Regions from separate parts of the Homo sapiens genome. Here regions 2 and 3 are each linked to region 1. Evidence: read pairs that join two places in POLR2A ChIA-PET (ENCODE). Cell type or tissue: GM12878. All regions are shown on one strand. Each heading gives the region's core, and the rest is flanking DNA. Links, peaks and the distances in the headings are about the cores only. Region 1 overlaps KIAA2012. Region 2 has its middle 31 kb from the start of BMPR2. Region 3 has its middle 71 kb from the start of FZD7.

Evidence for each region. Peaks named below come from ENCODE experiments on the same cell type or tissue, not always from the same donor. Only the 100,000 strongest peaks of a DNase experiment are listed, where the experiment ranks them.
Region 2: POLR2A ChIA-PET joins it to region 1 with 6 read pairs; 2 of 35 experiments call an interaction of 5 or more read pairs at or near these places.
Region 3: POLR2A ChIA-PET joins it to region 1 with 5 read pairs; 3 of 35 experiments call an interaction of 5 or more read pairs at or near these places.

The regions. Positions count from the first base shown.
Region 1 is chr2:202,136,396-202,146,423 of GRCh38, reverse strand. It overlaps KIAA2012, which reads right to left. Exons shown (of 24, transcript NM_001277372.4): 13 at 7,916-7,992. Among named protein-coding and RNA genes, the nearest start is that of KIAA2012-AS1, 24 kb to the right of the region's middle. In GM12878, for the core only: no CTCF peak of the experiment used is centred there; a DNase peak (open chromatin) is centred at 5,543; H3K27ac peaks cover 254 bases; H3K27me3 peaks cover 120 bases.
Region 2 is chr2:202,340,784-202,350,811 of GRCh38, reverse strand. No RefSeq gene overlaps it. Among named protein-coding and RNA genes, the nearest start is that of BMPR2, 31 kb to the left of the region's middle. In GM12878, for the core only: no CTCF peak of the experiment used is centred there; no DNase peak of the experiment used is centred there.
Region 3 is chr2:201,958,060-201,968,087 of GRCh38, reverse strand. No RefSeq gene overlaps it. Among named protein-coding and RNA genes, the nearest start is that of FZD7, 71 kb to the left of the region's middle. RefSeq lists enhancers at 3,334-3,423, 4,436-4,936, 4,937-5,437. In GM12878, for the core only: a CTCF peak has its summit at 2,362 (motif pointing left); no DNase peak of the experiment used is centred there.

The DNA of each region.
Region 1 (10,028 bases), core at 1,037-9,036:
CCTGACCTCGTAATCCACCCACCTCAGCCTCCCAAAGTTCTGGGATTACAGGCGTGAGCCACTGCACCCGGCTGCTACTTTTTTATAGAGATGGGGTCTCACTTTGTTGCCCAGGCTGGTCTCAAACTCCTGAGCTCAAGTAATCCTCCAGCCTTGGTCTCCCAAAGTGCTGGGATTATGGATGTGAGCCACCACTCCTGGCCTAGAAGTTGGGATTTAAATGCAGCTTTATTGGATTTCCAAATGACTAGGCCTCTTTAAAGTGCGGTTCATGTGTGAAAGGGGCCCTATTAGTCCTGACATCTATTTCCTTATCTGTAAACAGGGATAATAACTGTACCAACTACATGGGGATGTTGTAAGGATGAGATAATCCTAAACCCTGTGCATAGTAAAACTCAAAAACATTGGCTGTTTTTACCATTTAAAAAGACCCTCTTGGCCAGGCGGGTGGCTCAAGCCTGTAATCCCAGCACTTTGGGAGGCCAAGGTGGGTGGATCACCTGAGGTCAGGAGTTCAAGACCAGCCTGGTCAACATGGCGAAACCCCGACTCTACTAAAACTACAAAAATTAGCCGGGTGTGGTGACGGGCGCCTGTAATCCCAGCTACTTGGGAGGCTGAGGCAGGAGAATCGCTTGAATCCTGGAGGCAGAGGTTGCAGTGGGCCGAGACTGTACCACTGCACTCCAGCCTGGGCAACAGAGTGAGACTCCATCTCAAAAAAAAAAAAAAAAAAAAAAAAGACCCTCTCAAGAGAATGGGGAGATAATTGTTAAAGCTTGTGATAGGTATGTGGAGGTTCATCATACTATCCTTTTACATATCTTTGAAATTTTTCATAATACAAAGAAAAAAGGAAAAAAATTAACTACGCAGATATTATGTGTCACTAGCAGCCAAGACATCGATTAATACAGACTTATTGGAATAAATGATAGTTGCAGTGAAAACTCAGCAAATAAAAGCCTTCCTTTTGTAATTAAAAACAAACCCCTCTCAGGAAATTAGCCTTAAATTGTCTAGGGCGTTTTGGGGCAGACAAAGTAATCCTGTGGGTAAGGTTGAACCAGAAGATGAAGTTTGCTTAGATCTTCAAAAAGCCTTTGAATAAAGTTCCACAACCAAAGCTATTTACAAAACCAGAGGGGTGGGGAGAGAGAGAAGGGAGAGTGAGCACAGGCATGGAAATAGGTGAACGTTGGCAGTGTCTTGGAAAAGACAGCTGACTTTAGAAACAAGAAACAAAGGCAGGGTAGGGAGTCAAGAGCACTTCTCTTGATGGGGAAATGCAGAAGCGAATTCTCTTAGGCATTGGTGTGGAGACCAATCTTACTTGTCAGCCTCAGAGAGATCTCCAAGAAGGATGCCTAGTGACATCCCCGAGTCTGCACATGACCCAAAGCTTTTCCAGAGAAGGAAAAACCAAATCATAATGACCAATGGCAGGAAATGCCCAGAGATTGTGTGAGTTGTGGGGAAAATATCAGTTGAACTTCCATCTCATTATCACTGAAAATAAAACAAGTGCAATCTCTGAATTCTACTTAGAGGAGATAGGGTTTTTCTATTCAGAACATGGATCTTAATGTTAATGACAGGTTTAGTTTCACTTTGTTGCCCTGGCTAGTTTCGAACTTCTGGTTTCAAGTGATCCGCCCACCTTGGCCTCCCAAAGTGCTGGGATTACAGGTGTGAGCCACTGTGCCCGGCCTGTTGATTTATTTTTGAGTGGCTCCCATGTACCAGGAACTGTGCCAGACACAAAGGATACAAAGGCAGATAACAGCCTTATAGAAGGCAGGGTAGGGTACGGCTTAAAAGGACACTGAAATAAAAGGTTACGATTGTACCCTTGTACAAAACATAGTGTGTCTACAGGTGTTTTATCTTTTGTTTTTTTTTCGTGTGCATGTTGTTTTTGGTCCTGAAAGAGGAGAGCTGACGGGGATATGAACACCATCTGTGAAACCACCAAGGAAACAGATGGCGGTAAACACAGGTTTATTCAAACCAAATCCTAGTAAGCTAGAATTACAGGCTACTCTTTGAAATCCAAAAGAGATACACTTAGGATACATAAGATTAAATATGAATTTATACTGTTGTAAACTTATGAAACCTGAACTCAAGAGATAGTATAGGTTGAAACAGAAGTGAAGAAAGGGATATAACACCAATTTAACAGGATTTTTAGGATACTATCAAAGTTCTAAGCCCCACAAAGCAACAAAACAAAACCCAAGATAAGGCATGTGAGAAAGGATGTTTGTTCTCCCTAGCCTGGAAATAGTTTAAACAAAGGGAGAAAAGTGACAATGTGAAAACTGGTGAGATGCTTTCTTTCTTATTTTAAACAAAGAGATGCAATCATTTTTGGGAAATCTAATTAAGGTTTGAGCTTGTACTTTGATACTCTTTACTGACAACCTCTGCCCTGACAGCTCTATAAACAAGTGGGCTCAAGCGCCCCTCTTTTCCCAAGCTTACATAGATGGATCTGGATGGATGAGAGTTTTATGCTCTGAGTTCCAATTTTTCAGAAAGATGAATTCATTGTCCCCCAAAGTCTAGAGTTAGAGGGATAAAATGCCAAAAAGGGATTGAGATCCTTAAAAAGAGAATGCTGATGACTCTATTCAATAAACTAATAAAAACCTGATTAATGTTAAATATTTTAAACCAATGATAATTTGCTAAAAAATAATGGTGCTATGGTGTTGACCCCGTTCAGCTTGCTGAATACTTGTTGTATACACTGAGTCCGAGATTATTTTATGCTAGACTTGAATAAAACCAGCTCTCCTCATGATCTGTCTTTCCTTATAGGTAGAATTTAGAAAAAGGCAAAACAATGAAAAAAAAAAAAAAAGCCCAGGAAAACAAATAACATAATCCACCTCGATTTCAAGTTAGCATGACAGCACTTTTTTCATGCATTATTTGCAAGTCTTTTCCGAATAGATACATTTTTTTTTTTTACATAGTTGCAGTCATAGTTGACTTATTTTGATTTCCACTTTTAAAATGTTAAATCAGGCTGGGCACGGTGGCTCACGCCTGTCATCCTAGCACTTTGGGAGGCCAAGGCGGGTAGATTGCCTGAGCTCAGGAGTTCGAGACCAGGCTGGGCAACACAGTGAAACCCTGTCTCTACTAAAATACAAAAAAATTAGCTGGGAGTGGTGGCATGATCCTATAATTCCAGTTACTTGGGAGGCTGAGGTAAGAGAATTGCTTGAACCCTGGAGGCGGAGGTTGCAGTGAGCCGAGTTTGTGCCATTGCATTCCAGCCTGGGTGACAGAGCAAGACTCTATCTCAAAAAGAAAAAAAAAAAAAAAAAAAAATTAAACCAGTGGTTGTCAATTGGAGGTGATTTCGCTCCCCAGTGGGCATTTGGCAGGGTCTGGAAACATTTTTGATTGTCACAACTGGGGAGGGTTGTGCTACTGGCATCTAGTATACTGCTTAACATCCTGCAATCAACAGGAAAGTTCCCCACAACAAAGACTATCTGGTCCAAAATGTCAGTGATGTTGCCTGTTAGTTAAACATTAGTATTAAATCTCAGTTTCTAGTATGAACAATCATTCTTTTTTAATGCTTGAAGTCAACCCTTCACTGAGGGTGAAACTGCCATTGCCAAATTATAACTGAGACAGTGAAACAGATCTGACCTAACCAACTCCATCTTGATTCTAACCTCCAGGCTGTCCTTGTTCATTCCTGGGTGTAGGCTGAACTAACTTTGGGAGGATCTTAGTTTACAGTTTAGCTTTGAAACAAAGACGATAACAGCCCTTTCCCAAAACAAGTCCCCTTCCTACTTGTGAACCAGACTGCCTTTGCAGGACTAACAAATTAGCCACAAAATTAGAAATTATGGTTTAGGAGTCATGCGGCTGGAGGCCACAAGATTCTAAACCTCCCCAAAATCATTTCTCTGATGTTACACTCTTAGGCTGTTTCCAGATTTTCTCTGTTATAGATAATGCTGCAATGGACATCTTCACTGACTTTTTTCTTTTTTTCTGTTGAATTATTTCCTTAGGATAAATTCCCGGAAGTCAGAAATACATAATCAATGGATATTTCATGTTTTTCATGTTTCATGAGTTATATTGCCATTTTGCTTTACAAAGGGATTGAACCAAGACTGTGTTCCACCAGAAGTGTATAAGTATACCAGTTTTACCAAAACTCTGGCAGCCCTGGGTGTTACCATTTAAAAAGAGTAAGAGAAGGCACAAATCTCAGATATAAGATGGTACTTACAGTTTGCCTCAATATGCATATAAATTGTTAATCAAGATGAATGATTTTTTTCATATTTATTTTCTGTTACTCCTTTTAGGATATGAATTGTTTCTGTCTTTTGTTTATTTTTCTCCTGGTTCTCAATGATTTTCTTTTAAAATTGGAGGTAATCTTTACTGAGTATAGATGGTAAAGTTAATGAAACTATTTTACTTTTTTTTCTAGTTTTACTTCCTCCCACCACTGTCTAGCTATATTAATATTTCCTCTTGAAATTTTCATTTATAATTTTAATACTCTTTTTAGGTGCTGGTCACCTTACCCAACCTGCGGCCTCTACACAGAGAGGCCTTGGGGGAGAGGAAAAGCTTCTCCAGTGATTGATGTCAGCAGCTCACCGAGGTAAGAGCAATACTCTGTCTCTGAAAGTATCCCGGGAACTAATTTCCCTTAATCAAATGAAGGGCCTTAGGAGGAGCCACGAGGCAGAAATGAAAATAAATCTGAAGAATACCAAATTCTGTGAGGAGTTTGAAAGACCTGCATTAAAAAAGGGCACTGTACCTTCAGGACTGCAGCTCTGGCAATGTTCCATATGCAGCTATTAATATGCAAAAAATGCCTTCATAAATACTTGATTCTGTTCACAGTGGGGAAGCAGTTCATTTGAAAGAGGAAATGGGAGCTTGGAGTTGAAACATGTCTGGTTGTCTCCTTTTTCTTTTTTCATTGCTCTCTTTTCATCTCCACATTTCCCCTTGTAGTTTTCTTACCCCTGCCCCCACCACCTCACCCCCTCTTCCAACTCCTAGGAAGTTGCTGATATCAGTTGCTACTCTCGTTTCTTTTGATGGATTCGCTGCCTAGGCCCCGCTCCTTGGGTCAGGTGTGGAAGGGGTGCCTTGGGAACCATTCCCACCATTTGCCATCATCGTGTGCTGGAGGAAGGAGCCTAACCGTTTCTGCTCCCACTGCAGCTTGGACAGCCTCTGAGGAGACAAGGTGAAGGCTCTCCCATCACAGCGGTAGGGCCTCTGCAGAAGCCTCCAGCCCAGGGAACGCCGTCACCCCAGCCTCTGCAGAGCACCCTGTGGCTTTCTCTCCAACCCACACGCCAGAGATTGTTTTCAAAATCTAGGTCTGCGACTTCTCATTAGAGGGTGGTAATACCAGAATATCCACCTTTGACATGTCTTCCCCTCGCTCAGCTAGCAGGGTGATAAAAGTACAAATCTTTCATGTGACTGAACCCCTAATAGGGTCAGATCCCAAGGAAGGGAGGGAGGGGGCAGCCAGTGGGGGAACTGATGGAAAGGAACGGTGCTGCTAAGATCAGTATTGTGATGTCCTCTGCTTCAGGGTGGGAAAGGCCGCAGGGAAGGAATCCCCTGGATTGCCAGTGGCCCATCAAGGTAGGGAACTGAAATCAGCTGGACAGAAATTTGTTCTAAATGTGTTCCAGATGCTTTATAATAAACATGAAATTAGTCATTGCCATGGAGTAGGCTGAGGAAGTAGTTAAAACTGAAGTCAGTGATTAATCTAATAAGAGGCCATTAGCCTCGAGAAGTAAGCGGGGGTGCAGGAGGCCAGGAAGTCACCCCCACCTCCCTCCCACCCTGTTTTCTCTGTGTTTGGGGCTGGTGGGGCTCCCTAGACTTCTCCTCAGATGCCCTTTCTTTCCAGGGCTGCTTCTAAAGGAATTGGGACTACTGCGACTTGGACAAACCAATGGGTTCTGGTGGGAGCCACCCCATCATTTCACAAAGGAGGCAGGTGCATGGGCTTCTCAGGGAGCTGACTTTCCACAGCCTCACGGGGGGAACCAGCATGAGAGTTTAAGACCCCTCGCTCTGGTGTTCCTTCTTCTGACTACAAAGTTAACAATTCAACCTAGGATTTAATGTGACATGGTTGAGCCCCTCTTTCTTTTTTTTTGAGACGGAGTCTTGCTCTGTTGCCCAGGCTGGAGTGCAATGGAGTGATCTTGGCTCATTGCAACCTCCATCTTCTGCATTCAAGCGATTCTCCTGCCTCAGCCTCCCGAGTAGCTGGGATTACAGATGTGCGCCACCATGCCCAGCTAATTTTTGTATTTTTAGTAGAGACGGGGTTTCACCATGTTGGCCAGGCTGGTCTTGAACTCCTGACCTCGTGATCCGCCCACCTTGGCCTCCCAAAGTGCTGGGATTACAGGCGTGAGCCACTGCACCTGGCTGAGCCTCTCTTTCATTGCAGGTGATAGTAGCTCTTTTGGAATAGAACCGTGGGGCTGTGTGAATTTGGGGTGTGTTTAGGGTATGTGAGGCCTTTGCATGGCCTTTGGGTTGCAGAATTATCAAAATACACCATATTATGTTTTCCTTAGTCACACACTCTTTCAAAAACTCTGTCTCTAGATCCCGTAAATGGGATGTCTGCAAAGTGGGCATTTAAAATATGCAAATGTTGGTTCTGCAGCTCCTTGGCAGCAGGGAGGAGCCGCTCAGCTGCGTTTCACCTCAGTGGAGGCCTGACCCAGGCCTAGGGTTGTCACAGAGAGTTCAGGTCCTACCTCAGAGCCCAGCTCAGGCACGCAGATGAAAGCAAACCCGTTTCTTTATCATTATGTATAATGAGTGCTGGGGAAGAAGAGATAGCTAGGCTGTGGCAGGAAGGAAGGTGGACAGAATGGAGAAGTCAAGATCATGGCCTGGAGGTGTCACACAGTAGGATGAGACCTGGGAGTCCCCTGGAGCTGCATGTGCTGCCTCTGCCTCAGGTTCTCCGAGGCCCTGGATTCAGTTCTAGGAATTCCCCTGAGTTGTCTCTCTAGAGAGAATTTGGAGACAGTTCCAGCTTCAAAGCTTCCAAGGAAGGAACAAACTTATAAATATTTGTGAACATATGTCCTTGAACCACTAATAGATATTCTTTTTTTTTTTTTTTTTTCCTGAGACAGGGTCTCACTCTGGATTCTGGCTGCAGCATGATCTCAGCTCACTGCAACCTCCAACTCCCAGGTTCAAGCGATTTTCCTGCCTCAGCCTCCCAAGTAGCTGGGACCACAGGTGCATGCCACCACACCCGGCTAATTTTTGTATTTTTAGTAGACACGGGGTTGGTTTCACCACGTTGGCCAGGCTGGTCTCGAACTCCTGACCTCAGGTGATCTGCCTGCCTCAGCCTCGCAAAGTGCTGGGATTGCAGGCATGAGCCACTGTGACTGGCCCGCTAATAGAAATTCTTAATGTATCTAGATGAAGCACCATCCTCCTTTCTTCATGATTACCTTTGCACTTTGTTTTTCTTAATTGCTAATGTTTATCTCTAATTACGAATTACTAATTTTACGAATGAAAACTAGTGCCTACTGCCTCACTGGATGCCACCTTTCTGTGTTCCCTTATTCCCTTTCTGACTTTGCAGAAGTCAGGGAAAGACCTTGAGCTTATTCACACAAGTAAAGAGCCAAATAATACAGTCCAAGTTAAGACATTCCAAGTCTAAGAGTAAAGGAACCTCTGTGATTTCATAGTCTACTTGTCTCATTTTACTGATTAGGCAAATGAGGCCCAGAGAGGTAAAGAGTCTCACTGAGGGGCACACAGCAAGCTGAAACAAGAACCCAAGAGTTGTGACTCCTAGTGTCATCCTCATTCAGAGTCAATACTATACCTGCTTCTCTGTTGTTTGGGTCAACGGTGAGGTTTCATAAAGGTTCATGTGAAGATTGGCTCTAGGTTCAGTGTTTGCTGTAGTGAAAATCAAAGAGGAAAAAAGATCAAGGTGGTCAGATCTGGATCTCATGACTTTTTATATATACCATACACACACACACACCTAGTTCATATGTATGTAAGATTATAAGCACATATACACCCATGGCATTCATAATTTACTCACCAAAAAACACCTGTAACCTCTATAGGCATAGCCTAAACACCATGTTAAACATAGTGTTAAGACCTTATATTCAAACATATATTATTCTTGTTTTGGTTGCTCTTTAAAAGAACAAAAGTAAATTCTTTATGCTATTAAAATTCAGATAAAGCTGAAATTAAAAAGGAAATATTGATGGAAAAAAATCTGCTGATGCTGTTGAGTATAAATTTTGTATGACTGCACTTCACTGAAGTAGGAAAAGGCTTCTGCAAACTTCCAAATAGAGAGATCAGAGGCTTCCCTTTTTCCTCATAATGTGGAGGGGCAAGAGGAAGGGTGGAAACATGAATCAAACAAAGGCAAACGCCAAAGTGGGGATGGAGGGAGGGGACTAACAGAAACCATGGAAACCGCGGAGCCAGCCGGGAAGAAGGCACCACCCGGACACCAGCATGGGGCTGTCGTGTGATGGCCATGACTCCCCTCCATGTTGTCATTGTCAATGTTCTCTATAGGTGTGGCAGCTGAGGTGCAAAAGGTATAGTAACCCACTCAAAGTTGTACCACTAGTGAGGTTTTGAGTAAGGATTTCCCTCCAAGACTGCCCGACCCTAAAACTCCATGGCGCAAAAGGATAGGTTTTATTTTGCTTTTCTTTTTTTTCCCTTAAGAAAGTAAATTTGGTCAGGTGCGGTGGCTCATGCTTGTAATCCCAGCACTTTGGGAGGCCGAGGTGGGTGGAGTGCTTGAGGCCAGGAGTTCGAGACCAGTCTGGCCAACAAGGTGAAACCCCATCTCTACTAAAAATACAAAAATTAGCCGGGCGTGGTGGTGCGCGCCTGTAGTCGCAGCTACTCCGGAGGCTGAGGCAGGAGAATCACTTGAACCTGGGAGGCAGAGGTTGCAGTGAGCTGAGATCACGCCACTGCACTCCAGCCTGGGTGACAGAGTGAGACTCCATCTCAAAAAAAAAAAAAAAAAAAGTAACTTTAATGTTCTAAAGGAATGTTTATTTGAGGAATAGATTTAGCTAAGCACATGGCTCTACTGACGAAGGGTTTAGTTTCTTCTGTGGGACGAATGTCCAACAAAAAGTTCTTTCCATACTTGATACTCATAAGTAGCTCTTTTAGGAGCCAATGGCCATATATGACTCTGTATCTTTGTCTTTTTGAACTTAAGCCTCTACTCATTCTTTGTGGGCTGACCTTCCCTTTTCTGTTGTTTCTCAGCTATCTTCTTCTCTTTGAAAATGGCTTTTGCACAGATTTAAAACATTTCTTAGCAGAGTGGTGGCGCGTGCCTGTAATCCCAGCTACTCAGGAGGCTGAGGCACAAGAATCACCTGAACCCGGGAGGTGGAGGTTGCAGTGAGCCGAGATTTACCACTGCACTCCAGCCTAGGTGACAGTGAGAGGTGACAACGTGCTAGCAGCCCTTGCTTACTCTCGGCGCCTCGTTGGCCTCCGCGTCCGCTCTGGCGTGCTGGAGGAGCCCTTCAGCCCGCCGCTGCGCTGTGGGGCCCTTCTCTGGGGCTGGTCGAGGCCTGAGCCTCTGCTCGCCGGGAGGTGTGGAGGGAGAGGCGCAGGCAGGAGCCGGGGCTGCGTGCAGCAGCTCGCTCGTCGGCCGGCGCGGGTTCCGGGTGGGCGCGGACTGGGCCTGTCGCGGCCGACGCCTGCTGGGCTTGATCGGGGGATGAGCTCCCTCTGGGCTGCCGGAGTGCCTGGGCTAGGTGCCGCAAAGTCCCGCAGCGAGTGCTATTGAGAGGTGAAGCCTACTGGGCTTCTGGGTGGGGTGGGGCCTTGGAGAACTTTTCTGTCTAGCTAAAGGATTGTAAATGCGCCCATCAGCAATCTGTGTCTAGCTAAAGGATTGTAAACGCACCAATCAGCAGTCTGTCAAA
Region 2 (10,028 bases), core at 669-8,668, 200 kb before region 1:
TATATAATTTTTTAAATACATGTTTCAAAAGATATAATATTCATTCTTTTTCATGATTTCATCCTCACATAGTATCTACATAGCAACAATAGTTACACAAAGTGCTCAATTCAGTATTCACACATATATAGCATATCAAATACTTTTGTATCATCATGCTATTATTATTATTATTATTATTATTATTATTTTGAGATGGAGTTTCGCTCTTGCTGCCCAGGGTGGAGCGCAATGGCGCGATCTTGGCTCATGCAACCTCTGCCTCCCAGGTTCAAGCAATTCTCCTGCCTCAGCCACTACGCCTGGCTAATTTTGTGTGTGTGGTTTTTTTTTTTTAGTAGAGACGGGATTTCTCCATGTTGGTCATGCTGGTCTCAAACTCCCGACCTCAGGTGATCCGCCCGCCTCAGCCTCCCAAAGTGCTGGGATTACAGGCGTGAGCCACCGCACCTGGCCTGTTTTGGTTTTAATTTGCATTTTTTAAAGTGATGTACGGGCATTTCTCTCTCTTAAACATTTGTAGAAGCCAGGCATGGTGGTGAGCCTGCAGTCTAGAGGATCCCTTGAGAGCAGGAGTGAGAGGCTGTGTTTTTATGGAGTCCAACATATCAGTCTTTTATGGCTTCTCGGTTATGTGTTCAGAGAGCCCTTCTTCATTCAAGACAATTGTTATGACAGCTTTATTGAGATATAATTCATATTTCATAAGATTCGCCTTTTTGAAGTACACATTTCAGTGGTTTTTATATAATCTATAATTCAATCTTCACCACTACTTAATTTTAGAACACTTCATTACTGCAAAAAGGAACCCCTTACCCATTAGCAATCACTCCCCAGTGCCCCCTCCCTCTAGCCCCTGACAATCATCAACCTACTTCTGTCTCTATGGATTTGCCTACCCTGGACATTTTATATAGATGGAATTACACAATAAATGGCCGCTTGTGATTGGCTTCTCTCACTTTGCATGTTTCAAGGTTCATCCATTTTGCGGCATGTATCAATCCTTAATTCTTTTTTCTTTTTTTTTTTTGACACCGAGTCTCTGTTGCCCAGGCTGGAGTGGAGTGGCGCAATCTCAGTTCACTGCAACCTCCACCTCCCAGGTTCAAGTGATTCTCCTGCCTCAGCCTCCCACGTAGCTGGGATTCCAGGCACCTGCCACCATGCCCAGCTAATTTTTGTATTTTTAGTAGAGACGAGGTTTCAATTATGTTGGCCAGGCTGGTCTTGAACTCCTGACCTCGTGATTCACCCGTCTCAGCCTCCCAAAGTGCTGGGATTACAGGCATGAGCCACTGTGCCCGGCCACTTAATTCTTTTTTATGATTGAATAATATCATTTATCCATCTATCCATTGATGGTCAATTGTTTTTTTCCCACTTTTTAGCTATTATAAATAATGTTGCTATAAACATTTGTATACGAGTTTTTATTTGAACACCTGTTTTTAGTTCTTTAGGGCGTATACCTAGAAGCAGTATTTTTGGCTTATCTGGTAATTCTGTTTGACATTTCAAGGAACTTCCTGTTTTCCGAAGGAGCCATACCATTTTACAATTTCATCAGCAATATATAAAAGTTCCAATTTCTCCATATCTTTCTTAACACTTGTTATTGTGTATCATTTTTATTTTAACCACCGTAGTGGGTATGAATGGGGATCTCACTGTGGCTTTGATTTACGTGTCCCTAATGGTTAATGATGTTAAGCATCATTTCATGTGCTTATTGGCCATTTGTATATCTTCTTTGGAGAAACGTTATTTCTTTATTGGCCAGGCGTGGTGTCTCATACCTGTAATCCCAGCACTTTGGGAGGCCGAGGCAGGCAGATAACTTGAGGCCAGGTGTTTGAGACCAGCCTGGCCAACATGGTGAAACCTCGTCTCTACTAAAAATACAAAAATTAACCAGACATTGTGGTGCATGCCTGTAGTCCCAGCTACTTGGGAGGCCGAGGCAGGAGAATTGCTTGAACCCCAGTGGTAGAGGTTGCAGCAGTGAGCCAAGATCGTGCCACTGCACTCCAGCCTGGGTGACAGAGTGAGACTTCATTTAAAAAAAACAAAACAAAAAAACTTATAACTTAACACTGTTGTCATTAAATAATTAACTGTGATTAGATTATAATGAACATAACAGGCACTCAAATACTTGTTTAATAAAAAAAGAATGAATGAAAGAGAATAAAGCAGAGAGACTTTTTTTGGCTGCTGTTTACCAAAAAAACCTAAGTGAGAACTGATAAAGGTCTGAGTTAAGGCTGAAAGGATGGATTCTCAGATACTTGGGGAGTAGAATCTACTCCTCTTGCATTATTAAAACCTGTAGGTCAACTTTGTCCAATTTACAATGCCCTCAGGACCAAAGCAGCTCCCTCATTCATAGTGATAAATTTTTATGTTCCAGGTATTGTTCTAAGTACTTCACATGTATAACTCATTTAACACTCACAGCAACTTTTCAATCCATCCTGTTGACCAGAATTAAATTAAATGGGGTTTCTATGGCCAAAGAAGGGAACAGTAGATATTTGGACTACCAGACTCAACCACAGGCCAGCAGCCTTGTGTTTCCTTGTGTCTTAGTCTTTGCTCTTACTTTGGAAATTAAACTCAAAGTTAGCTGGAAAACAATTTCAGGGAAAAAGGTCCACACATATTGTATAGGCGGCTGACTAAACATTAAGTAAAGTCAATGAGCCTGGTGTGTGTGTATAAGCAGGCATGTGATGAGAAGGGTAATATATACTTGGTTTTCTAGTTACCATTGTTGCTCAACAAACTATCCCAAATCTTTGTGTCTTAAAATAATAATAATCATTTATTTTGCTCACAAATCTGTAATTGGAGGAGGGTTCAATAGGGATGGCTTATATATGCTCTAAGATGTCTAGAGACTCAGCTAGGAAGACTTCAGGGCTGAGGGTGACTTGGCAGCTGGGACTTGAATTGTCTGAAGACTTGCTCACTCACATGTCTGGTGGTCGATACTGCCCCTCAGACTGGACCTCAGTTTGTGCTGTCATGTGGCTTTTCCATGGAGTTGTTTGGATTTCCTTTCATCATAATGGCTAAGTTCTGAAAGTGAGCATGCCAAGAGGCCAAGATGGAGGCCGAGTGACATTTTCATAATCTAGCCTTGCAACTCATGTAGAGTCATGATGCGGTCACAAAGACCCTCAAAGTTCAAGGAAAGGAGACAAAAATACCACCACTCAATAAGCAGTTCAAAAAACTGGGAAATATGTTTTAAAATCACCAACATTTAGTGTATACATATACACAGCAGCCTCAAATCCCTTTTTTGGCCCCCTATTAATGGTTCAGTACAGAAAAATGGTCTCCAGACTGTGGTAGCCACTATGAAGTCTGGATTCTTTTTTTTTTTTTTTTTTTGAGACGGAGTCTCGCTCTGTTGCCCAGGCTGGAGTGCAGTGGCGCCATCTCGGCTCACTGCAAGCTCCACCTCCCGGGTTCCCACCATTCTCCTGCCTCAGCCTGGGCCCTGAAGTTAGATCACCTGAATTAAAGTCTCAGTTCTGTCATTTTCTAGTTTTGTGACCTTGAAAAATTCAGTTAGCCTGTTTTAAGTTTTGTTTTCTTTGTTTGTTTGTTTTGTTTTGTTTTGTTTTTGGAGACAAGTTCTTGCCCTGTTGTCCCAGCTGGAGTGCAGTGGCATGATCACTCACTGCAGTCTCAACCTCCCAGACTCAAGTGATGCTCCCACCTCAGCATCCCAAGTAGCTGGGACTCCAGGTATGAGCCACCACGTCTGGCTAATTTTGAATTTTTTTTTTTTTTTAGAAAGAACATCTTACTACATTGCCTAGGCCGGTCTCAAACTCCTGGGCTCAAGCAGTCCTTCCATCTCAGCCTCCCAAACTGTTGGGATTACAGGCATGAACTACCATGCCCTGCTGCTTAAAGTTCTTTATATGAAAAGTAGAGATAATGGGCTGGGCGCAGTGGCTCATGCCTGTAATCCCAGCACTCTGGGAGGCCGAGGCGGGTGGATCACGAGGTCAGGGGTTTGAGACCAGCCTGACCAACATGGCGAAATCCCATGTCTACTAAAAATACAAAATTAGCCAGGCGTAGTGGCAGGCACCTGTAATCCCAGCTACTCAGGAGGCTGAGGCAAGAGAATCGCTTGAACCCAGGAAGCGGAGGTTGCAGTGAGCTGAGATCACTCCATTGCACTGCAGCTTGGGCAACAAGAGTGAAACTTTGTTTCAAAAAAATGAAAAAAAAAAAAAACCTAGATGTGGTGGTGGGCGCCTATAATCCCAGCTACTCAGGAGCCTGAGGCACAAGAATCATTTGAACCTAGGAGGTGGAAGTTGCAGTGAGCCGAAATTGTGGCACTGCACTTCAGCCTGGGCAACACAGTGAGACTCTAGCTCAAAAAACAAAACAAAACAAAAAAAACTAAGGCGAGCTCAGGGAGGACAGAAACCTCCCGTGGAGCAGAAGGGCAAAAGCTCGCTTGATGTTGATTTTTAGTACGAATACAGACCGTGAAAGCAGAGCCTCATGAAAAAAAAGAAAAAAAGAAAAACAAAGTAGAGATAAACATTATCTTCCTCATGGGCTTATAATAAAGGTTAAATTAATTAATACATGTAAAACATTTAAAAGAGTGCCTGGCATGTAGTAGAATTACTTAATAGATGTTAGTCATTATTATCAAGGCTTCTTAATTTGGAATGTATAGAGGAGCTTGAATGCTCTGAAAATATTTTAAATATGTTAAATAGATTACTTTAAATATCTATTATCTTTATTTTAAAATAGTCTGGCCTGGACTGGAAGGAAACACACCAATAAATATTAATAAGAGTTATCGTGAAATATTATTTGTTCATTGGTTATTTTAAATTTTATAGTTTAAATTTTCTGTACTTTCCAAATGTTTGGTAATCTCCAATCTTACTTTTATAATCAGAAGTTTTAAATATTTTAAGGACAGAAAAAAGAAATCTCACAGATATTGAGACACTTTATTTAAAATGACTACATCTGAGAAAATGAATCAAATATCATCATACTTCTCTACTTTAACACCAAGTGCCAAAATACAGTGAAGTAACATCTGCGAAGTTTGAGGGAAAATGATTGTGACCCAAGAATCCTGTACCCAGTTAAGCTGTACTTCACATGCAGTCTGACAGAAAGTACTGTCACACCTTCTCCATTCATTCAAGGACCCAGAAAATATAAGCAGGTGTTTTCTATAAAGTGTACCCATGTACACTTTATAGAAAAATATTATTCAGAGAAGTACTCTAGCAGACCTCCTAATTTGGAGGTTAAGTTAAATAATTTTTTAACTTAAAAAACACTTGAGGTGGGTCGTGGTGGCTCATGCCTGTAATAATGCCAGCACTTTGGGAGGCTGAGGTGGGAGGATAACTTGAGGCCAGGAATTCAAGGCTGCAGTGAGCTATGATCATGGTACTCCATTCTGGCCTGGGTGACAGAGTGAGACCCTGTCTGCAATAAAGCAAACAAACAAAAACCCTTGAACAGGAAAAGCTATAATAAAATAAATGGAAGTAAACAATGATCAATGCCAGGCACGGTGGCTCAGGCCTATAATCCCAGCACTTTGGGAAGCCAAGGCAGGAGGATCGCTTGGGTCCAGGAGTTCCAGACTAGCCTGAGCAGCACAGCAAAAATCTCTACCAAAAAAAAAAAAAACCCAGGCCGGGTTTAGTGGCTCACCCCTGTAATCCCAGCACTTTGGGAGGCTGAGGCGGGTGGATCACCTGAGGTCAGGAGATCAAGACCACCCTGGCCAACATGCTGAAACCCTGTCTCTACTAAAATACAAAAATTAGCCGGGCATGGTCGTGGGCGCCTGTAGTCTCAGCTATTTGGGAGTCTGAGGAAGGAGAACTGCTTGAACCCAGGAGGTGGAGATTGCAGTGAGCCAAGATTGCGCCACTGCACTCCAGCCTGGCAACAGAACAAGACTCTGTCTAAAAATAAATAAATAAATAAATAAATTAGCCAGGTATGGTGTCACATGCCTGTAGTCACAGCTACTCAGGAGGCTGAAGTAGGAGGATCATTTGAACCCAGGAGGTCGAGGCTGCAGTGAGCCATGATCATGCCACTGCACTCCAGCCTGGGTGACAGAGTAAGACTGTCTCAAAAAAAGAAAAGAAAAAAGAAAACAATAATCAAGTAATACAGAGTTTAACCCAAATAAGGTATAATAAAAAAAAATCAACTAAGTTTCCCTACTTATTTACTCAAAGTTTCTTGAGAAAAAGAAACAAGATAACAAAGAAGGAAACGAGGACTCCTTTGCTGTCTGCTAGGCATTTTTCAGTGAAGCTCCTTCTCAGCAAATAACACCCACTCACTCACTTAAGAAATTTTCATCATAAAGCAGAGGTGGGAAGAGATCAGCCCTCAGGTGTTTGGGCTGCACTACAGCTGCTGATCAACTGCCTTTAGTGACTCAAGCCAAGTTATAAACAAAGGGTGAACCTCAATGTCTGTGCAGGACTCAACTTGATAGGAAATCAAGGGAATTCAAAAACAATCATCCAACATTACATGGTTTGACCCTTTGGTTTTCAGAAAGCTGTAATTTTTCACAATCTTTGCCTGGAACTTTCTGTTATGGGCTATATCCCTTGCTGTGAATTCTTTTAAAAGTCTCTCATTGTCACCCTGAGGGTTAATTTGTTCCAGAAGAACAAAGAAAATAATGCTAGACTTCATCAGGATGCCCAGATTCTAGTCCAGCTCTGCTAATTAGGAGAGTGATCCTTGGATTAGTGATCAAAATATTTTTGAGTCGAAGTGTCTTTATCTCTCATAACTTCAGTCAGGGTCAAATAAATTAATGAATGCAAAAATGTCCACTGAACATTCTAAAATGCTATATGATATGGTTTGGCTCTGTGTCCTCACCCAAATCTTATGTTGAATTATGACCTTCAGTGTTGGAGGAGGCTTCTGGTGGGAGGTGATTGGATTGCGGTGTGATTGGATCATATTTCTTTTTCTTTTTTCTTTTTTTCTTTTTTTTTTTTTTTGAGACACAGTCTCACTCTGTCGCCCAGGCTGGAGTGCAGTGGCGCGATCTCGGCTCACTGCAAGCTCCTCCTCCCGGGTTCCCGCCATTCTCCTGCCTCAGCCTCCCGAGTAGCTGGGACTACAGGCGCCCGCCACCACACCCGGCTCATTTTTTGTATTTTTTAGTAGAGACGGGGTTTCACCATGTTAGCCAGGATGGTCTCGATCTCCTGACCTAGTGATCCGCACATCTCGGCCTCCCAAAGTGCTGGGATTACAGGCGTGAGCCACCGTGCCTGGCCAGTTTCAGGTAGTTCTTTATAAGTAGTGTGAGAATAGACTAATACACTACATAAATGTAAAATACTATTGTTACTTTTTTACTTTGGAATCATCATTATTAAAACAGTCTTGATAGCTTGACAACCTTTGTTTACCCTTAAGATTAGTATCCATGTCAGTTTCATCATCATCACGTGTTGAACAAGTGCCAGCCATTTTGGGAGCTTTAAGCCAAATCTTCCCTTAGATAAACAGAGTTATCTTTCCCACTTCCACCCCACTCTTCTTTCCCAAAACCTGCAACCCAAGAGTCTTATGCTATCTTGCAACCTTCAATCAATCAGTAAAGTGAGCCAATACAATAAATTTATATGAAGATTTAGTGTTATCCCTAATGTGTTATTCTTAACTGGAATATTACTTTTTTTTTTTTTTTTTTTTTTGAGACAGAGTCTCGCTTTGCTCTGTCAGCAGGCTGGAGTGCAGTGGCGCGATCTCGGCTCACTGCAACCTCCACCTCCTGGGTTCAAACGATTCCCCTGCCTCAGCCTCCCGAGTAGCTGGGACTACAGGCATGTGCCACCACGCCCAGCTAATTTTTGTATTTTTAGTAGAGATGAGGTTTCACCATGTTGGCCAGGATGGTCTCAATCTCTTGAGATCCGCCCGCCTCAGCTTCCCAAAGTGTCGGGATTACAGGCATGAGCCACCACTCCCGGCCATCCTTAACTGGAATACTTCTATTTCAAAAAGAAATTTTATAATTAAATAAAGTTCATGCTATTCCCTCCACCTGAGAAAACCTTTTTGTTTTCACCTGGCAAAATTCTAACCATCCTTCAAATCCCAGTTATCCTGCAATCTTCCCAGTGAAACCTTTCTAGACTTGTTTAAGAAAGTTGCCATTCCCTCCTATGGATCTCCACTCCCCTTTGCACATATCTTTGTTTTTTTTTTCTGTTTGTTTGTTTGTTTTTTGTTTTGTTTTTTGAGACGGAGTCTTGTTCTGTTGCCCAGGCTGGAGTGCAGTGGGGAGATCTTCGCTCACTGCAGGCTCCGCCTCCCAGGTTCACGCCATTCTCCTGCCTCAGCTTCTCGAGTAGCTGGGACTACAGGCGCCCACCACCATGCCCGGCTAATTTTTTGTATTTTTAGTAGAGACGGGGTTTCACCGTCTTAGCCAGGATGGTCTTGATCTCCTGACCTCGTGATGCACCTGCCTCGGCCTCGGGGGATTACAGGCTTCAGCCACAGCGCCCAGCCGCACATATCTCTTATACTTACCAATTTAAGGGTTAACATATATGTTATGATGGGAAAATATTATATATGGAATAGCAGCCCCAGTATTCCTGGGGGTGAAGGGAGTAGGAGGGTTTGAAGGGGAGACCTTGAGAAGCCTGAGTGCAGACAGAACTGTTTTTTGTTTTTTTTGTTTTTGTTTTTGTTTTTTTGAGACGGAGTCTTGCTCTGTCGCCCAGGCTGGAGTGCAGTGGCGCGATCTCGGCTCACTGCAAGCTCCGCCTCCTGGGTTCACGCCATTCTCCCGGCTCAGCCTGCCCAGTAGCTGGGACTACAGGCGCCTGCCACCATGACTGGCTAATTTTTTGTATTTTTAGTAGAGACGGGGTTTCACCGTGTTAGCCAGGATGGTCTTGATCTCCTGACCTCATGATCTGCCCGCCTCGGCCTCCCAAAGTGCTGGGATTACAGGGGTGAGCCACCGCGCCTGGCCAAGAACTGTTATCTATCCACCAAACAAAGACTGGAGTTTGTAGTAAAGTTTACTCCACAGAAACGAGGCAAGTAAAGGAGATACTTTTAAATAAGAAAGCATATCTGATGCTCTTCAAATCACATTGCTGAGCACTGTTCCTACATAATCCTTGCCTGGAATCCTCTGGCTCTTCTATAGGGATAAATTAGGATGTTCAGGACAAAAAGCTTTATTATTATTATTATTATTTTTTTTGAGACAGAGTTTTGCTCTTGTTGCCCAGGCTGGAGTGCAATGGCATGATCTTGGCTCATTGCAACCTCCGCTTCCCGGGTTCAAGCGATTCTTGTGCCTCAGCCTCCGGAGTAGCTGGGATTACAGGCATGCGCCACTGCGCCTGGCTAATTTTGTATTTTTTTAGTAGAGACAGGGTTTCTCCATGTTGGTCAGGCTGGTCTCGAACTCCCGATCTCAGATGATCCACCCACCTAGGCCTCCCAAAGTACTGGGATTACAGGCGTGAGCCACCACACCTGGCCTATTATTTATTTGTCTATTTATTTGAGACAGGGTCTCACTCTGTCGCCCAGGCTGGAGTGCAATGGCAAGATCTCGGCCCGCTGCAACCTCCATCTCCTGAGTTCAAGTGATTCTCCTGCCTAGCCTCCTGAGTAGCTGGGAGTATTGGCACGCACCACTACGCCCAAGTAATTTTTGTGTTTTGTTTTTTTTTTTTTTTGAGACAGAGTTTTGCTCTTGTTGCCCAGGCTGGAGTGCAATAGCGCGATCTCGGCTCACCTCAACCTCCGCCTCCCAGGTTCAAGCAATTCTCCTGCCTCAGCCTCCCAAATAGCTGGGATTACAGGGATGTGCCACTGCGCCCAGCTAATTTTGTATTTTTAGTAGAGATGGGGTTTCTCCATGTTGGTCAGGCAAGTCTCGAACTCCTGACATCAAGTGATCCGTTCGCCTTGGCCTCGGCCTCCCA
Region 3 (10,028 bases), core at 679-8,678, 180 kb after region 1:
AGCTTCATTTTAGCTTCATTACCACTTTAAAGGCCCTGTCTCCAAATGCGGTCACACTCGGAGGTACTGGGGGTTAGGGCTCCAACATATGGGTGGGGGTTGGGTGGGGACAATTCAGCCTATAACAGCAGTGGGGGTTAAGAGAAGGTGCTGCGGGGAGAATCAAAGGAGAGAGGCTTAGAGGCTGGGCCCTGGGGTAGACACAGCCTGCAGCAGGGACAAGGGTGCCAGACTGATAACCTGGTGTTGGGTGGGGGTTTGGGTGGAGGGTGGCCGTCTAGGACCCTTAGCTGGGGTGGGAAAGGGCAGGTAGAGTGAGTGGTCTTGGGTGGCCGTGGGTGGCTCCCCCGCCTCCGCAGTTAGCCCCTTTCACATTTTCCCAAAGCTCCTCTTGGGTTTTCATTAAGACTGGAACTCACTCAGAAAGCCCACCCCCGGAGCGAAGTCTTTCTCCTGGCCTAAACAGCACCTCCAGGCCCCCTTGTGAAGGCTGGTTCTTTGGTCTTCAGATTGTTAAGGCACTGGGTTTGTGTCAATGGGGTCCTGGCATTTGCCTTTGGAAACCGGAGGAGGGGTGGTCAGATATTTGGAGGCCACACCAGGCAGTGTGGCCATCTAAAAGTAGCCGTAGGCCCTGCGAAACAAGCAGGAAAGAGGATAATGGCAGAGTGGGCTGCTTCAATTTCACTTTAGGCTAGCCAGGGGATGTGGGCAAGGCCGGTGCCTGTTGGCTTTGTGCGGGCGCTGCTTGGGTTTTTTAGCCACAGTGGTTTGCAGCCCTGTTAAGACAAATGATTGTGATTAGGAGGAAAAAGTGCAGAGGAGCTGGAGAGAGCCCCCACCCACCACCCACGGGAAACAGGAGAGAAAGAAACAGATGCTTGGGGCTGGCACTCGCATTAATGGGCAGACGGTTGTCATGCTCGACTGGTTTGGCTAGTCAGCCAGAGGCCCCGGGAAATAAAGGGCCTCTCCTCACACTGGCTTGTGGAGCAGTTGAGATCTCTGAGTTTCTCTTTGTCCTTGGAGAACGAGCTTTTGGGGAGGGGGCGACGGTCTAGGAACAGTCGGCTGTTGTTGGGGGTGGGGAGGGAGGTTGGTCTGAAATCTTCCTTCCCTACTCAGCAGGAGCGCCTAGGACACATGGCCCAAGACAGCAGGGCTGGCTCCAGCCTTCCTTCCTGAGAGCTCTGCAGTCCATTTTCTGCTTTCGTTTCCTCCTCCCCATGGCTGCATGCTGGCCTCCGCTACCGGGCTGCCCAGCAGAAGCACCAAGTCCACGCAGCTCTCTCTTGCTTTCTCTCACTCATGCCACAAAGGACCAAAGCAAAGTAAGGATTTTCATGCAATGGAATACAACTAGGCAATGAAAAAGCCTGAACTACTCCTCCGTTCAGCAATGTGAGGCAGCACCACAGGTAGAATGTGGAGAAGAAGCTAGACATGAAAGGGTAGGTCCTGTGTGATTCCATTTATCTGCACTCCTAGAATAGGTAAAATGAATCTATGGTGACAGAAGTCAGAAGGGTAGTAGCTTGCTTGGTATCAACTTGGAAAGGGCATGAAGGACCTCTTGGGCTGCTGGAAATCTATAGCTTGATCTGGATGGTGGGTACATGTGTGAATGCATCTTCAAAAATTCATCAACTTATCTACTGAAGATGTGTACACTTTATTTTTATTTTGTTTTGTTTTATTTTTTTGAGGTGGAGTCTCGTTCCATCATCCAGGCTGGAGTGCAGTGGTGTGATCTTGGCTCACTGCAACCTTCGCCTCCTGGGTTCAAGCAATTCTCCTGCCTTAGCCTCCTGAGTAGCTGGGGCTACGGGCACGTGCCACCACATTCGACTAATTTTTGTATTTTTTAGTAGAGATGGAGTTTCACCATGTTAGCCAGGCTGATCTCAAACTCCTGACCTCAGGTGATCCACTCACCTTGGCCTCCCACAGTGTCGGATTACAGGCACAAGCCACCATGCCTGGCCAATTTGTATATTTTAATGTGTATGTACTTAACCTAAATAAAAAAGTGGAAAGTACACTTTCAAATATTACATCATCTTGTTTTTTTTTGACAGAGTCTCTCTGTCGCCCAGGCTGGAGTGCAGTGGCATAAACACAGCTCACTGAAGCTTCAACCTCCTGCATTCAAGGAATTCTCCCACCTTAGCCTCCTGAGTAGCTGGGACCACAGGTGCGTACCACCACACCTGGCTAACTAAAACTTTTTTTTTGTAGAAACAAGGGTTTTGCCATGTTGCCCAGGCTGGTCTCAAACATCCTGGGCTCAAGCCATCCTCCTGCATCAGCCTCCCAAAGTGCTGGGATTACAGATGTGAACCACTGACCCCATGTGGCCACTCTTCTTGACTTCAGGATGCATAGGAGTATATTTCAAAGATTGCCGTTATTGGCGACCTGTTTAAATTCACTTTTAAAAAAGAGTTCTGACCTTCCAAGGCAGCTCTCTGAAAGAGTGTGGGGCTTTATACTCTTCAGAGAAGTCCTTTTGTATTTCTGGATGGTGAGTTGGGCCCACAGGAGTGAATCCAAGTGTGGAACACACGAATCCCGCCTTGCAAATAGACACTTCCTTCTCTAGTCTGGGTAGGAGATTGTGGTGCAAGGAATGGGGTCAAGGGTATCTTTGTTCTACTCCCCTACTCCTCTTATGATGGGGGGTAGCGTGGCTTCTTGGTTATAAGAGCAGCTACTTATTGGGGGATGCCTGGGCATCCTCCAGCACCTGACCCACTGATAATTCACAGATTGCATCTCCTCACCAGTCTTGCTGTTGGAGCTGCTGAGCAGGCGCAAGTCATACTGAGGCATGGGGGTCTACACTCTGCTTCCCCTCCCTGCCTAGCCGCTGGGGGGACCAACAAGAGCAGAATGAACAGGAAGCTATTGGGATGGCCACAGAGGAGGCACAAGAGAGGCCCAAGTATTTTGTCCCTGGGCATTCATTTCTCCTGAGTAGCTGGCAGCCCTGTGTTTAGCAGGGAGAGAGTGGGCTCTGTCATTAGTTTCTGTTTCTCAACTGACCCTCTCAGGTTGTCCCAGGGGCATTGGGAGGGCAGCTGGGTGTCAGGTAAGTCCCTGCCACCTGCTTCTTGGCTGATACTGCAGGACAGAAAGAGAGTGTAACAACCTTTTCTTCAAAGCTAGAATCCAGCTAACTCTGCCTCGGAAAAGTGCTGACACACAGCCCGGATGTGATCAGACACATTTCTTCCATTTGCTGCTGCTCTCGGTGAAAGCTACTGGTGTTTGATGAGCGGAAACAAGCCGCCCTGCTGAGATTTCCTGCCAGTGCCAAGTGTTTCTGCCAAGAGTGCTGAGCGTCCACCATGTTGAGGAGGTGCTTTTGTGCAGTCTGGCTCGATGAGATGCCTCCCTGTAGATGAGTGGGGCCTGTGGCATCCCCTGACCATCTTACAGATGCTCAGGCTAGAGCAGAGGCCGTTCATTCTCCACCAGTGACCATGTTCAAAGGGATGCGTGTGTGTGTGTGTGTGTGTGCGCGCACACGGCACGTGCATGTATGGATACATAGACATCGTGAAACCCATGGCTTGTGTGGAGCAGGGAGAGTCTGACCCTTTTTATGCTACCCTGAAGCTTTGTTTGGAAATACTTACTTTACCTGTGACACATTTTTGAGGGAAAAAGTGTGAGAGATCCAAGGAGACCCAACCCTGAAGAATCTTACAGCCACTTCTTCAATGGCATTTCCTCTGTCTATAATACTGTGCAAGTCTCTGTTGGAGCCAAGAGATGCCAGTAGTTATCTTGACAATTCTGTGGATCCCTACGAGACCTCCTGTGCTGTTGGGAAATGAAAACCTGCAGCTGGGGAGCCCATGGATGGGGCTGAGCACGCCCTCCCCTCCCACGTTTGGTGGTGTATTAATAACTGGGATAATTGCACCCCTAATGATCCCAGCAACAGTAATTTCTCTGGTGCACCCAGAAAAAAGCCTGCGATGCATTGACAAAATGACTTACAATTAAGACCCTTTCTGGGACTTCCAGGCCAGGTCTTTGCAACACTTTCTATTGTAAGCCTCTGTCCCTTCCATATATGAGCCTGCCTGGGCCCAAACTGCTCTGAACCTCACTGCCTTTTTCTCTTTCTGCCCCCAAATCCATTTTTCTTGAACAACCATGAAGGGCTGTAGTCCACAGAGCAATAGAAAGGACTCTCCATACAAGTTCTCCTTCATTCTAGCAATAGAGTATAATTTTACAATCTGCCAGGATGGCAGAGAGGAATGGGGAGGAACTCTGCCCATTGTCTTGGCATCATGGAAAATTTCCCCAGGTATCCCTGTGGAACTCTCCCCTGAAATCCAAACAAAAAGCACAAAGGCCAAGCCACACAGGAGCAGCACCACTACCAAATTTCTCAGAAGTTACCATGGATAAAAACTGGAATCCCCATTGGTTTTTCTTTTTAAAGCACAACTTTTATTAAATACCACGAGTTGGCCACTGTTAAGACAATGGACCTGTCCAAGCATCTTGTCTAGGAATCAAGGGAAGAAAGACATTGTGGGGCCCAAGAGCAGATGAATTGCTCCCAAGAATAGAAAACAAATGAGCCGAGGTATAAATGGTTGGAAAAACAAAAGGAAGATATTTCCTGCACAATGCAGACCATTGAACGGAAGGGGGCCGTGGACAGAGGCTCAGGTCGTGGGACCAGCCGAGGAGTGGTGGGACAGGCTACATGAGCTGTCAGCACACAACGGAGTTGAAGTGTCTTTTCCCCCATGCCTGTGATCCATGAAAACGCTGTGCTTCTCTCATTTTCTTGCCACAAACTGTATCTGCTCTGCTGCTAGCAGCTTTGTGGCTCTAAAAGAGGCAGAGATGTCAAGGTCTGACCCACACCCCGCTGGCTCCCACTCCTGGCCTGGCTAGCATCAAATGTTCACAATGGGCACAGGTCGTGACTTTCTTTCTGAGACCGGACTGCATCGAGGCCTGTGGCTAATTTCAGTGGAACATATGGACTCCTGTGTAACTTGACCTCATTGTCCCTGTTTATAATGGAGCCAGCAGGAGCACCACAATGGTCCTGGCCATCCCCACCCCCCAGGAGGCGTGGTTGAGGGTATTCCTTTCTCTCTGGAATACATGATCATCTTGCCCTCGGGGCACATTCACTAAAGTCATTATGGGGAGACATGTCTGTGGACAATGAGGAGCTCTGGTGTGCAGGGAGGAGCTTCTTCTGCCTGGAGCAACCAAGACTCAGTCCTCTTGTGGCGCACTGGAGGAGGCCACTAGGCAGGATTTGGGTGGGGAGGGGACAGTCTCCACCTTCCCATCCCCACCTCCCCATCACCACCAAGACTGGCCTTGCTACCCATTGGCAGAGTTCCTGGATGACCTCTTCTTGTGGTGATGGTGGCTGTGGGACTCTTGTTCTTCAGAACTTATCACAGTTAACTCTCAGTCTCCTTGGGGAGACCCAGCCTGGGAGAGGAGTTCTGCACTGGGAGATAAGGTCCAGGCCTCCCACCAAGGACCAGAATCACTGAATGCCTGAGATGGAAGAAACCTTAGCTCCTGATTCCAGTATTTTGTTTCAAATGAATAAATAAGGCCCCTAGAGAAGGGTAAGTGGCCAGTCTGTGGTCACACAGGTAGTGTCAGAATCTGGATTAGGCCAAGATCTTCCTTCTGGAGCACCATGTAAATCCTCAGGTAACATAGGGGCAGTTGTTGAGGATGCTGGCATCAAGCTGGGCTCTGTTTGTAATGTGGACAGAGACAAATGCTTCCCTCTTGCTTATATGCATACAAAATGACAAAATAGTTTCTCTTTTCTTTTCGTCTTCTTCTTTTTTTTTTTTTTTTTTTTTTTTTGAGATGGTGTCTCGCTCTGTTGCCCAGGCTGGAGTACAGTGGCATGATCTCGGCTCACTGCAACCTCTGCCTCCTGGGTTCAAGCGATTCTCCTTCCTCAGCTTTCCGAGTAGCTGGGATTACAGGTGCCTGCAACCACACCTGGCTAATCTTTGTATTTTTTAGTAGAAACAAGTTTTCACCATGTTGGCCAGGCTGGTCTCAAACTCCCAACCTCAAGTGATCTGCCCACTTCGGCCTCCCAAAGTGCTGGGATTACGGGATTCAGCCACCCCACCCAGCCTCTTTTCTTCTTTTAAAGAAATAACTCTCCATCCAGGGAGAAAAGACCTAGCCTCAGAGGGTTAGACTGGAACTTGCCAAAATTAGGGCAAACTTATCCAAGGGTAGCGTTATATCACCCACCTAATTCTTATTGACTCTGTAGGGCTGCAGCTAATACCTATTATGCAGGGCTTTGTTTTTCCCCTAATGGGACTCATTTTCTCCCCAGATTCAGAATGAGCTGCTTGTAATCTACTGCAAACCCTTCCTTTGTAGGCCTCGTGCAGCAGAGGCCCACACCTTGAGCAGGAGCCTTAGTATGCATTGGTTCGCCTTGATCCTCCTGGGTATTACAGTTCCCTCTTCATAGAGGAGGCCCCCAGGGCCAGAGAGGTGACTTACTGGAGGCCACAGCACTAGGAAGGAGCAGTGTCAAAATGCAAACCCTAGTGTGCTGACTGCAACCCAGGTGCTCTCTGTGACATCTCTTTGTGGTCCTCTGCCTTGGACTGTGGAGGGATCGTGAAGCTAGGCAGGGGACAAGGGGAACTTAAAGGAAAAAGTCCTAGAGGCCCCAGACATCAATGCCAAATGGCAACCCGGCAGCACCCTGCTACAGGACCCAGCTTCCCTTTAACCCTGAGCCAGCCCCTGTGGGTCTTCCAGGTCCCCCTGTGATTGCCTCCCGCCTCTGCCTGTTCCCCCATATGTTGTTCCTCCATCTCAGCCTCAAAGCCACTCTCAGTAGAAAACAACTTTCTGTTATAACCAAATGGGTTAGGTCTGGTTCAGCAACCTTATTATTCCAGCTCATCCCCAAGGGACCCAGCCCTGGGTCTTTAAACACCACACACCCAAAATGGCATCTCTCTGGGGAAAAAAAAAAAAGGAAACAGCAGCTTTGGGAGCAAATTTTACTAATTCCTACCCCATTGGAGAAGAAGCAAGAAGTTTCCTATGTCCAGAGAATGGGAAACTGCATTTTAGGAAAACTGAGTGTTTGAGAAATAAAGGGAACGCAGGGCAGCATGGGTAAAGCAGTGGGTGTCGAGAAAAGGAGAACATAGAAATGCGTGTGTGGGGGAAGATAGCCGCGGACGGATGGGGATAAATGGAGAAAGTCCAGCAAATGTTTACGTCTCCTGAGATTAAATCAGCACGTGTGATTGTGAGTAGGGAGAGGACTGGACCCGGGAAGCAAATCTTACACATTGTCTTTGGAAAGATGGTGGATACGGATGGGACATCTTAGTCATGAGTCACAAGAAAGAAAACCTGAGAGAAATCCCATCGAAGGCAAGAGCAGCTGGGTCCTACAGCTGGCATCGTTTTTCAGTTAGAAGTTAATCGAAGTGTTGGCTGGAGCCCTGGGTGGAAACAAAGCATTGGAAAGCCAGCCTAGCTTGGGGCCCTGGCTGGCTGCCGCTTAGCTCATGTGTAGGAACAGTGTGGCGCTGAGGAGGCGGGTGTGAATGGCGTCCTGGAGGTGAGTGCAGACACAACATCCACACATAGAGGCTGATCCAAAACCCATCCTTCTTTAAATTGGTAGAATGCTTACAAGTTGTCAAAATGCTTTTACATAATAAAAACCTTACCATCTAGGCAGGGCAAGTGTAAGAATGGGCATTTTGCAGAAGAGAAAACTGGGGCCCCAGGCAGGTGGAGTGACAGCCAGGTTGTACAGCTAGGACATGGTGGGACCAGGGTGGAACTAGTAGATTTCAAATCTACTTCATTTTAGACTAATACAGATTTTCCTCTGGAGTGGGGACTACAGGTCTCCTTTCCTGGGAATGGTCACCTAAACAGAATCAAGCTTCCGTTGCAAAGAAGAAGGGGACAGATGATGTTGAATGAATAGTCAACAGATGTCCGTCGCATGTTCAGTTATTTCTATACTGAGAGACATTCAGTTTGTTTCTAGTTTTTTGCTTGTGCACACAACACTGCAACGTAATAGCCTTGCAACATATTATTGCCCTTGGATGCATTTATTTCTTTAGGATAGATTTCCCAGGGTGGGACTGCTGGTACCAAGGGCAAGTGAGTTTTAATATGTACTGCCTGACTCTTGCCAAAAATGTTGTGGCATCCACATTCCCTGGCAATGGGTGGGAAAGCCAGTCTCCCCACATCCTCTCTGGCTTCCAGCATATTTTCCATTGTACTCTGCCACCATCCTTTTGGGAAGCTTTTACTGATTGCCAAGCAGGCATAGTTAGAGTGGCCCAATGAGTTAGTATTAGTTAATTGCCTTCAGATACTTGACTCCTAAAAGACATCTGTTCTTAAACGACAATTTAAGCCAGTCTGGAATTGACAGGTTTTGCCAATCAACTGCCACAATCTCTGGAATTTGAGTTTTGATCCATGATCTGCTGCTTAGGCGGATTTTTCCCTTCGTTTTGTTGATGCAGACACTGTAATGTGTCTTGTGCTTACTCTGTGTATTAACTGAACCTAAGCTACTTCTTATCACACTCCCCATATTTCTCGAGTTTATCCTTAGAGTATCTTGAAAGGTTTCTCTGTGTGAGTGTGTGTGTGTGTGTGCGCATGCGTGTGTGTGTGTGTGTGTGTGTGTGTGTGTGTGGTTTTTAGTTTAGTTTTGCTTTTCGTTTTTGCCTTTGACCAATTCAGAGAGATGTGCTAGGAATCAGCCATGCTGGTCACCTGTCACCTGGAGCAGCTGCTCTTTAATAGTTATTGCTTGATGTTGGAGGAATTAGCTTGAGAGAGAAGGCTGAGGTTTAGGGATGTCTACTTTGCCAATTCAAAGCTGATTTTGCAGGCAGTGGTTGAGGGGCTTTTTCAGTGTGATGATACAGCTTCTACATATCATTATGCCATGACATACGTATTCCATGTAGCAAATGAGAAAGATGACTGCCTGGTAAACCATGGACATTTAAGCTGCCAACACAATTCTCAGATAGCCTTTGCCTCAGTGCTAAAGCCTGTATTTGCATGCTATGGTAACAGTAGGTTTCTTTATCAATGGTTATTTTGTTTCTGGGATCTATTCTTAAATACAGAAAACATCACATTCTCTGGGATCACATTAACAAACCTGCACGTTGTGCACATGTACCCTAGAACTTAAAGTATAAAAAAAAAAATCTGAATTGCTTTTAGTGATCTGTTACATTGCATGATGAACACAGTTAACATGTTGTATATTTCAAAATTGCTAAAAGAATATATTTTTAACATTCTCACCCCCCCAAAAAGTGATAAATTGGTAAGGTAATAGACGTTATTAATTAGCTTTATGGAATCTTTCTACAATGTGTACAATGTATAGGTTTCTACAATGTATAGACCAAAACATCATGTTGAATACCATAAATGTACATAATTATTTGTCAGTTAAATTAAAAAATTTTCACATAGAGTATAAATTTAAAAACAAATCTGAGTTGAGTCTTTAAGAAATTTCTGGGCTGGGCACGGTGGCTCACGCCTGTAATCTCAGCACTTTGGGAGGCCGAGGTGGGAGGATCATGAGGTCAGGAGATCGAGACCATGGTGAAACCCCGTCTCTACTAAAAATACAAAAAAATTAGCTGGGTGTGGTGGCAGGCACCTGTAATCCCAGCTACTCGGGAGGCTGAGGCTGGAGAATGGCACAATGGCGTGAACCCGGGAGGCGGAGCTCGCAGTGAGCCTAGATCGTGCCACTGCACTCCAGCCTGGGCGACAGAGCGAGACTCCGTCTCAAAAAAAAAAAAAAAGAAAAGAAATTTCTGATACTATTTGCATGACTGTTTATTCCAAGTGTTGATTCTTTGAGAAATGGATGTAAATACATCAACAATTGGAAATTTGCATCTGAATGAGCATAGATTACAGTGTTATAAAATTTTAAGTTTAATGATTCAAGT